2 separate regions of the Homo sapiens genome follow, and region 2 is linked to region 1. A link is an interaction called in ENCODE POLR2A ChIA-PET data of the cell type or tissue named here. Cell type or tissue: PC-9. All regions are shown on one strand.

Region 1 (4,000 bases):
GGCTTCTATGCAAGGACCAGTGTCAGCTGAGACTGGCAGAGCCCTTGTCTGGAAAGTTGTTCGGTGTTTTTGATATCACCCCTGCCTTCATAGACTTGATAATATTCTGGTTTACTCTTTCAAGAGGATCATTTGGCTTTAACCTTTAAAAACACAGATCAGACATGTCACTCCTCCTCTCAAACCTACTGATGCCTTCCAACTCACCAAATCTGAAGTGCTTCCCGTGGCTTCCAGCCCTCTCTGGCCTGTAGCACTTTGCTGGAGCCGCTGTGAGTCCTGCAATCCCCACGTGCAGAGCACACCCCTGCCCTGCAGCCTTTCTGTGCACGGACTGTTCCTCTGCCAGAAGCACTCCTCCCTCTGGAACACAGGGCGGCTCGCTCACTCACTCCAGCCTCAGCCCAGAGGGCACCTTCTCCAAGAGCTCAACCCTGGCCCCTTGGCCAAAAGTCAGACTCCGTATTCCCAAGTCCCTTATCATGCTTTATGTATTTCATCATAGCATGACTTATGTATATATGTCTATGTGCCTGGACTATAGCAGGCCCTCAGCAAATATTTGTGGAATGAATAACTAAATGAACTAAAACATCCTGTAATGGGTATATATATATATATATATATTTTTTTTTTTTGAGACAGAGTCTTACTCTGTTACCAGGCTAGAGTGGAGTGGCACGAACTCGGCTCACTGCCACCTCTGCCTCCCGGGTTCAAGTGATTCTCCTGCCTCAGCCTCCTGAGTAGCTTGGACTACAGGTGCACACCACCAAACCTAGCTAATTTTTGTATTTTTAGTAGAGATGGGGTTTCACCATGCTGGTCAAGGAGGGTCTCGATCTCTTGACCTCGTGATCCACCCACCTCAGCCTCCCAAAGTGCTAGGATTACAGGCATGAGCCACCGGGCCCAGCCCGGTATAATTCTTTTAGTTCAGCATCCAGAGGACTGAAGACCAATGTGAGAACATTTTCTCATCATTCATATAACCAAGTACAGGAACTGGGCAGTATTTGATTTTCCTTGATTTTTGAGCTATCATCATCGGTGCGTATATGGATGGCTCTCTTCCATTTTCAACTGATCCTCCCACCTTGGCCTCTCAAAGTGCTGGGTTACAGGTGTGAGCCACTGCACCTGGCCTACCCTGCATTTTGATTTTACAATGCTCTTGTTTCCTCTTTTCATGCCTAGTAGTTTTATCATGCATACTTGTTGGCCGGCAGTATGTTCTCCATTATGCTTTTCAGAAGACAAAGTAGTGGAGTACATGGCTTTTAATTAGAATAGATTTTTCCCTAACTTAATTTTATGTTTTAGTTTTAAAACTATTTTTGTTCTTTTGGTTTTCTTTTTCTTTGTTTTCTTTCCCCAGCTGTTTAATATGAAAGCATCTGTGGTTTCCACATTTGCGAAGATGTTAACATCACTGAGTTATCTTTGTGTGTACATGGACGCCTATATATCTTTTTTTCTGTGCTATTTAAAACTAAGTTATTGGTTGGGCATAGTGGTTTATACCTGTACTCCTAGGACTTTGGGAGGCTGTGGTGGGAGGGTCACTTGAGCCCAGGAGTTAGAGCCCAACCGGGGCAATCTAGCAAGACTCTACCTCTACAAAAAATTTAAAATAATAGCAGTAGTCCCAGCAACTTGGGAGGCTGAGGTGGGAGGATCACTTGAGCTCCGGAGGTTGAAGTTGCAGTGAACCATGACTGTGCACTGTGCTCTAGCCTGGATGGCAGGCTGAGAACTTGTCTCTGAAAATAAATAAATAAATAAATAAAACGAAGGTGTAGACATTATGATACTTCGCTTGCATCCAAAAATACATTCTTCAATATAACCAGAATACTGATATCATTCATAAGAAAACAATGGTAATTTCAAAGTCTAATACAGAGTTCTTATTCAGATTTCCCCAGTTGCCACAAGAATATCTGTTATAACTGTTTTGATTTACTTTTTAAAACCAGGATTGAATCTTGGTTTACACGTTGCATTTGGTTGTGTCCCTTTGATCTTTCATTCCAGAATAATGCATGCTACCTAAAAAAAAAAAAAAAATCTCAGGAGTTGACTAAAGAGTCCAGAAAATTTGTCTTAGATAATATCCCATATTCTGGATTTGCATGCCTGTTTATCCCTGGTGTCACTTAGCTTGTTCCTCTACTTTTGGTATATCCGGTAAACTGGAGGTAAGTTTGGCAGCAGGCTGGGTCCAGGGTCAGCGTTTTTGGCAGGTATGTTTCATAGATGATGCTGTGTGCTAGGATATGTTTTTAGAGTTTCATCTCTAAAGGCAACTGAAAGTAGACAGCTCCCAGGCCTTGTAGAGTGATTACTAATTGACTTGAACATTAAACAGGCAAGAATTATTTCTACCCGAGGAAAACCTAATGAGGAAAACATCTGGCCCCTCAGCAGAGGCTGGGAAATGCTTGTGTCTCTTCCAGGGACTAGCCAGCGCCTGGCGACGTGCAGCGCTTTGTTAACGTGCATTTTCCGACTCCATATGTTCCTGCGGTTGAGGGGAGGCGAGGCGCGGGGCAGCGCGTGGAGAGGAAGGCCTGGCCAGGCCACTTCGGTTTTGTTTGGACGGAGGATTTGGCTCTTCATTTATTTACACCATGGTGGATTGTTTTGTCTCTCACCTCCTCTCTAATCCCATATTTCATCTCTCTGGCCAACAACCGAATAATAAAGTAAATAGATAGGACAAGCTGGTGGGTCCCACAGAGCTGGAGCTGATGAGACTCGCTTGAAAATTCCCTTCCTTAGATTTTAAATTCTGTGACTCAGACTTGTGTTTAAACACACACACGCACACACACCCCTCACAGAAATGTGGGTGGGAAAGTGGAGGACTGAGGGTCATTATGTCTCTCTGTTCCCACCTAACCTAAGTGGCCATTTCTAGATGCCATTTTAAAATTGTTTCCTTCCTGTAATAAGAGCCTCTTGTACTAAAGAAAATCATCTTTCCTGAAATGTGGGTTTCTGGGGTCTGAAAAAGACACATTGTGAGTGTAAGGATGTGGAGCATCCCGGCTCTGTGTGAGGGCACAGGGATCCCCTCAGAGGAGGGGGCTTCCGCCTGGCCCTGAGCCCCCTGTGGCCTGCCCTCGGGCCATCCCTTCCTCCTCTGGACTCGATGATCCTCAGGCCCTGCTGGCTGTGATGGCCTAAAGGCTGTGGTTACTGACAACTTAGCAACCTGGGTGCGTGGATGCATGTGTGTGTGTGTGTGTGTGTGTGCTTGCGGGATGCTCTCTCTTCCAGGCAACTCTTCTCAATGACTCTATGAGGCAGGCACTCCATTACCGCAAGATGAAGATGAGGAAACTGAGGCACAGAGAGGCTGAGGGAGTTGCCTGAAGTCATATGGTGAGGAAGTGGTGGAGGTGAGATGGTAGCCACATGTCTGTCTCTAGGAACTCTCAGGGGACTCCCCTGCAGACAGACAATGCTGCATGTAGTCCAACTGATCCCTTGGCTGGCTTTACTGTGACATCTTTAAACCGTTCACCCAGCGCCCAGGTGACGTGTCTTGGGCCACTAGCCACTGTGGGTTGGGTTTTGCTGGAAGCCACCTCTGCACATTCCACTGTGAATTGCTTTCCCCACTCAGACTAGGGGCTCCATGGCTTCTGGCTGACCCTCGAGCATTGCACAGGTTGATAGGGCTGTTTGGTTCCTTGTCAGCCAGTCCAGTGAAGGGCTGGGTAACTGTAGGAGAGCCCAGCTTCCGAATCTAAATCAAGCAATACCAATCAACGAAAAACACCATGGTCTTCTGGCTTGAAAAACTTCTTGGTGAATAAGAGGCAACATTACATTTCATTTTCTGGATGTATCTTTCCACCCACCCACACCAACCCCCCAAGAAAATCTAGTTACTGCGACCCAGTAACAACCAGCAAGCTTGAGGTATGTTCAAGTTCAGACAGAGAGTGATGTGGCGATGACTGGAAACCCATGCCCAGCTCTGAAGGGG
Region 2 (4,000 bases), 220 kb after region 1:
AATGTGTTTCTCAGGGTGGAGGAACTCTCAGGCCGTACTCTTGGGTGCATTTCCCTAAGGGTGCATCCACACAGAAACTCGAGCTCCCCTTCCTTCCTTCCCAGTCAGCCCGGCCAGTCCACATGTTCCCCGGGTGAGAGTAGCTCCCTCCCAGGGTAAGCGCTTCTCTCTGAGGAGCCTCTGGTTTCTTCCTGCAACGTAAGCCAGCGTCAACCCTCAAGCTGCCAAACTGGCTTTTTCAAAAACATTTCTGTTTTCACCCGGCATGAGCTCATCGGTCGGCAATGTCCGTGTGGACTAATAGCAGGCTAGAGAGGATGTGCCCTGGGCACCCCCCGCCCTGAACCCTGTCCTTAAGTGTCAGTATCATCTTAGGAGCAGAGGCTACAAAGCCACCTTCATCTTCAGGCTGCCCCATTGTCCTGGCACGACTGTGTTTTGATAGCAGACAGCTTTGGAGGATCTCAGAATGCAAACCCAGCAAATCACTTCTGCCACTGGCACCTCGCAGCCCACGAGAAATAAGATCCAGCTCTTTGCCACAACATGAAAGGGACAAGAGAATTACTGGCAAACACGGTTTTTAAAACTCCAACCACATCACAGGAGAGCGCCCCTTGCTCTCCACCTCGATATGGTTTCCGTGCATGTTCATGGAGCGTGTTCTCTTGCCGGCTCAGTGGTTTGACAGAGCTGGGTGTTTATTTCTGTGCTCAGTGTCTGGAAACAGATGTGGGGGATCCAGCGGCCCCTGGATGGCTTTCCTTTGCTGGGGCACCCAGGCCCCAACTCTGCTCTTTGGGCGCTCATTTTGGGAGCTCCCAAACGGAAGCCCTCCCTATCCACTCTCCTTTTCACCCCAAGTGCCATTTCTGGGTCCTCTCGTTGTAAGCCCTGCCGTGCTGTTTTCCTGGCACTTCCCGTCATTCTTTAGTATCTGAGGGTTCTGATGTGTTAATTTCTCAGGAGGCACATTTTCCTCTTAAAATGTTAAAGGAAATAAACTTAGGAGTGGCTATGGTTTACTCATGATTGAGCCACAGTAACAAGTTGTTTAAAGGATGACTGTTTCAATCTGTAGCGAGCACTTGGACTCACTCACCTGCATAATTTTTTTTAATAATTTCCCGTCTAAACCTATCATGACCTGGGTTTTGCTCAGAGAAATTCCATAAAACTAACCTGGTAAATTCATGTTGTCACTCCAGTAAGCAAACTTGCTGAAGTTGACAATAAAAACAAATAGCAATGCTGGCTGAATGTTCGCCATGTACCTGGCTTGTTGACCTGTAGGATTTATTATCTCATTTCAGAGATGAGAAACTGAGGCCCAGAGAGGTTAAGTAACCTGTCCTAGGTCACCCAGCCAGAGGTGGTAATCCAGGACTGGAGGCAGAATCTTGGCTCCATGTCTCGCGCTTACCCTCAGTGCTGGATGTTGAAGTCCTCTCTCTTGTTCCATCCCAGAAAAGAGCAAAGAATAAACTTGCAATTCCACTGACAGATATGCAGATACTGTCTGGAATAGGTCAGTCTTAGAGGCCTTTTTGCACTATTTGCAATTGCTAGGCTTCCCCTGGAAAAATGAAAGTTCACGCTTGAGTGAAAATCTATAGGAACCAACACTAGAGTATACTTGATGTCACACTGGCCTGACTCAGTCCCTGAGTGGCAGCTGCTGGGGGCAGAACACACACCCCAAGCTAGACCAGTCCTGTGGTCTTTAGCAACCCAGTGCGCTGTCTGGGTCCCCAGGTGAGGATCGCCAAGCCCTTCTCTGGTGCCTAAAGGGAAGTTGATGATAGTCAGTGTAATCATCAGTGTTCTCATGTGAACACCAATCCAGCACTCACCATGGGCGGGCACTGTGGTTGCTGCTCTGTGGACACTGACTCCTTTCACTCTAACGCTGGCCCTGTGAGGTAGGAACCGTTATTATTCTTATTTTACAGATGAGGAAACTGAGGCAAGGAGTGATTCAGGGACTTACCCAAGGCCCACTTACTTAACTAGGGTTCAGCAGATGTAGTTGCCTCCTATTTAAAGGGGGCTTGGCTCATTCCTGAAGCAAAGGGGAGCTGGGGTAGCCCGAGCATCCGGAGTGGCTGCCCTGCAGTCTTTCCAGACACACCTGTCCAGGAGCAGCCTGTAAAGGCCAGTCGCTGTGCTGGCCAGAAGTAGATGCCCCCAATTCAGCTGCTGCATTACTGGGTGGCCTTGGCCAAGTCACTGGGCCGTTAGCGTCCGTGCCTGCACCTTGAAGTGGGAATGCAGTCATGGAGCTCAAAGGGTGAGACATCGGGGAGTGCGCTGGGGTTAAAGCCCTGGATCTGAGGAGGGGCCTTCTTCCTTTTTCAATCACCATCTCACTCCACTGACTCTTCCACAAGAATCCAGCCCTGGGCTATGTGTCAGGGCGGCCACTTCCTGCAGAGGCGGATGACTGGCGGTTTCAGCGCTGGGCTCAACTGGGGCCACTTGTCTGAGGGACAAAGGGGTTCTCTTCCACCCCGGCTGGAAATAGAAAAGAATCCCTGCCATTGAGTGGCTGCACACTCGCCCTGGGTAATCACCTCCCTCACCAGCAGGGCAGTCTGCTCCCTTCCGACTCTGCATCCGGCCGGCCGGGCTCTGCAGTGCAGGAGGGAAGGATTGCATCTTTGTGCTGGGGGCGCGACCCTTCTCGGCTCAGTCACTTTCCACAGCCACACTGGCCAGCCTGGCCGAGAAGGAAGAGCCTACATCTTCTCTTTCTCTTTTGTTCGAGGAGGGCAGCTCCCACTGCAGCCACCCCAGAGCCAGCTAACCTTCAGAGAGCTTCCTGGGAACACACAAGCACACACGACTGGCCACACAGCAGAGGCCACTGTGCTACAGATGGAAGATCAGATGCCAGTGTGCGTTCCTTCCCAGCACAGCTTTAAATCCGCCTGGCCTCCAAGGGGCCCTTCAAAGAGGGTGCATGTCTATGTTTTAGCCCACCACCCTGCAGCCCACTTTAGGTGTTTTGAAATAAAAGCAATCCTCACACTCAGAGACAGGCCTCGCTTTACATTTGGTGTCATGCTTTCTGAAGAGGTGCATCTGACTGTGAGGTCTACAGAGCAATGTCCTAGGACTGTGTTCTCTCCCCAACTTCCATCTTTAACAACCTGACAGTGCAAAAGAAAAGCAAGCTATGTCCGAAACAGACATCATCTTGTTATTGCAGGCCCTGGAGACGATGGATACAGGGAAGCCATTTCTTCATGCTTTTTTCATCGACCTGGAGGGCTGTATTAGAACCCTCAGATACTTTGCAGGGTGGGCAGACAAAATCCAGGGCAAGACCATCCCCACAGGTGAGCAAGGTGGATTATAGCTTCATTTGGGATCCCTTTGGGGCTATATCTTTTCATTAATCCAGAGCCCCCCCTGACTGTTTCCCTAAGGCACCATTCCCAACCCCACTCCCTCTCCAAATGGTACTGCCAATTCTTCTTCTAAGAACTTCACTTTTAAAGTTGAGGTCAAATCACTTCTCTGTATAATAGACAAGACTTGAATCTGGCACCCTTGTTGGTTTCTTTCTTGTCTTTTTACTACTTGAAGTTCCTAACCTGGACTAAGTGAGTGTGTCCTTCCCCACCATGTAACCCTCTTCCAGATGACAACGTCGTGTGCTTCACCAGGCATGAGCCCATTGGTGTCTGTGGGGCCATCACTCCAGTAAGTATGGCAGCCTTTCTCAGTAGATTCTATGTAGATCCTGCCCCACTGCCCTGTGTCCTTTGGAATCAATTTCTGGTGTGTTTTTATCTGATTGCACCAGCGTTGAACAAGCATTTTCTTCGTGGCATGGAACTCCATGCTTGGGGGCTCTTGAGATGGATTAGACCCCATTTCTGCTCTCCTAAGACCGGCTTTAGGCATGCCACAGAAAGCACTGTGGTTCCCAGCCAGAGTGGTCAGGAATGGCCAGCATTCCCAGGAAGGTGGTCTCTTAGCTGGGCCTTAAAGA

What was found. Peaks named below come from ENCODE experiments on the same cell type or tissue, not always from the same donor. Only the 100,000 strongest peaks of a DNase experiment are listed, where the experiment ranks them.
Region 2: POLR2A ChIA-PET joins it to region 1 with 5 read pairs; 4 of 35 experiments call an interaction of 5 or more read pairs at or near these places.

Annotation. Positions count from the first base shown.
Region 1 is chr15:100,665,346-100,669,345 of GRCh38, forward strand. No RefSeq gene overlaps it. Among named protein-coding and RNA genes, the nearest start is that of ASB7, 65 kb to the left of the region's middle. In PC-9, no CTCF peak of the experiment used is centred here; no DNase peak of the experiment used is centred here.
Region 2 is chr15:100,889,299-100,893,298 of GRCh38, forward strand. ALDH1A3 (aldehyde dehydrogenase 1 family member A3) reads left to right here. Exons shown (of 13, transcript NM_000693.4): 4 at 3,212-3,341; 5 at 3,647-3,708. It overlaps ALDH1A3-AS1 (ALDH1A3 antisense RNA 1), which reads right to left. Exons shown (of 2, transcript NR_135827.1): 2 at 3,045-4,000. Among named protein-coding and RNA genes, the nearest start is that of ALDH1A3, 11 kb to the left of the region's middle. In PC-9, no CTCF peak of the experiment used is centred here; no DNase peak of the experiment used is centred here; H3K27ac peaks cover 895 bases.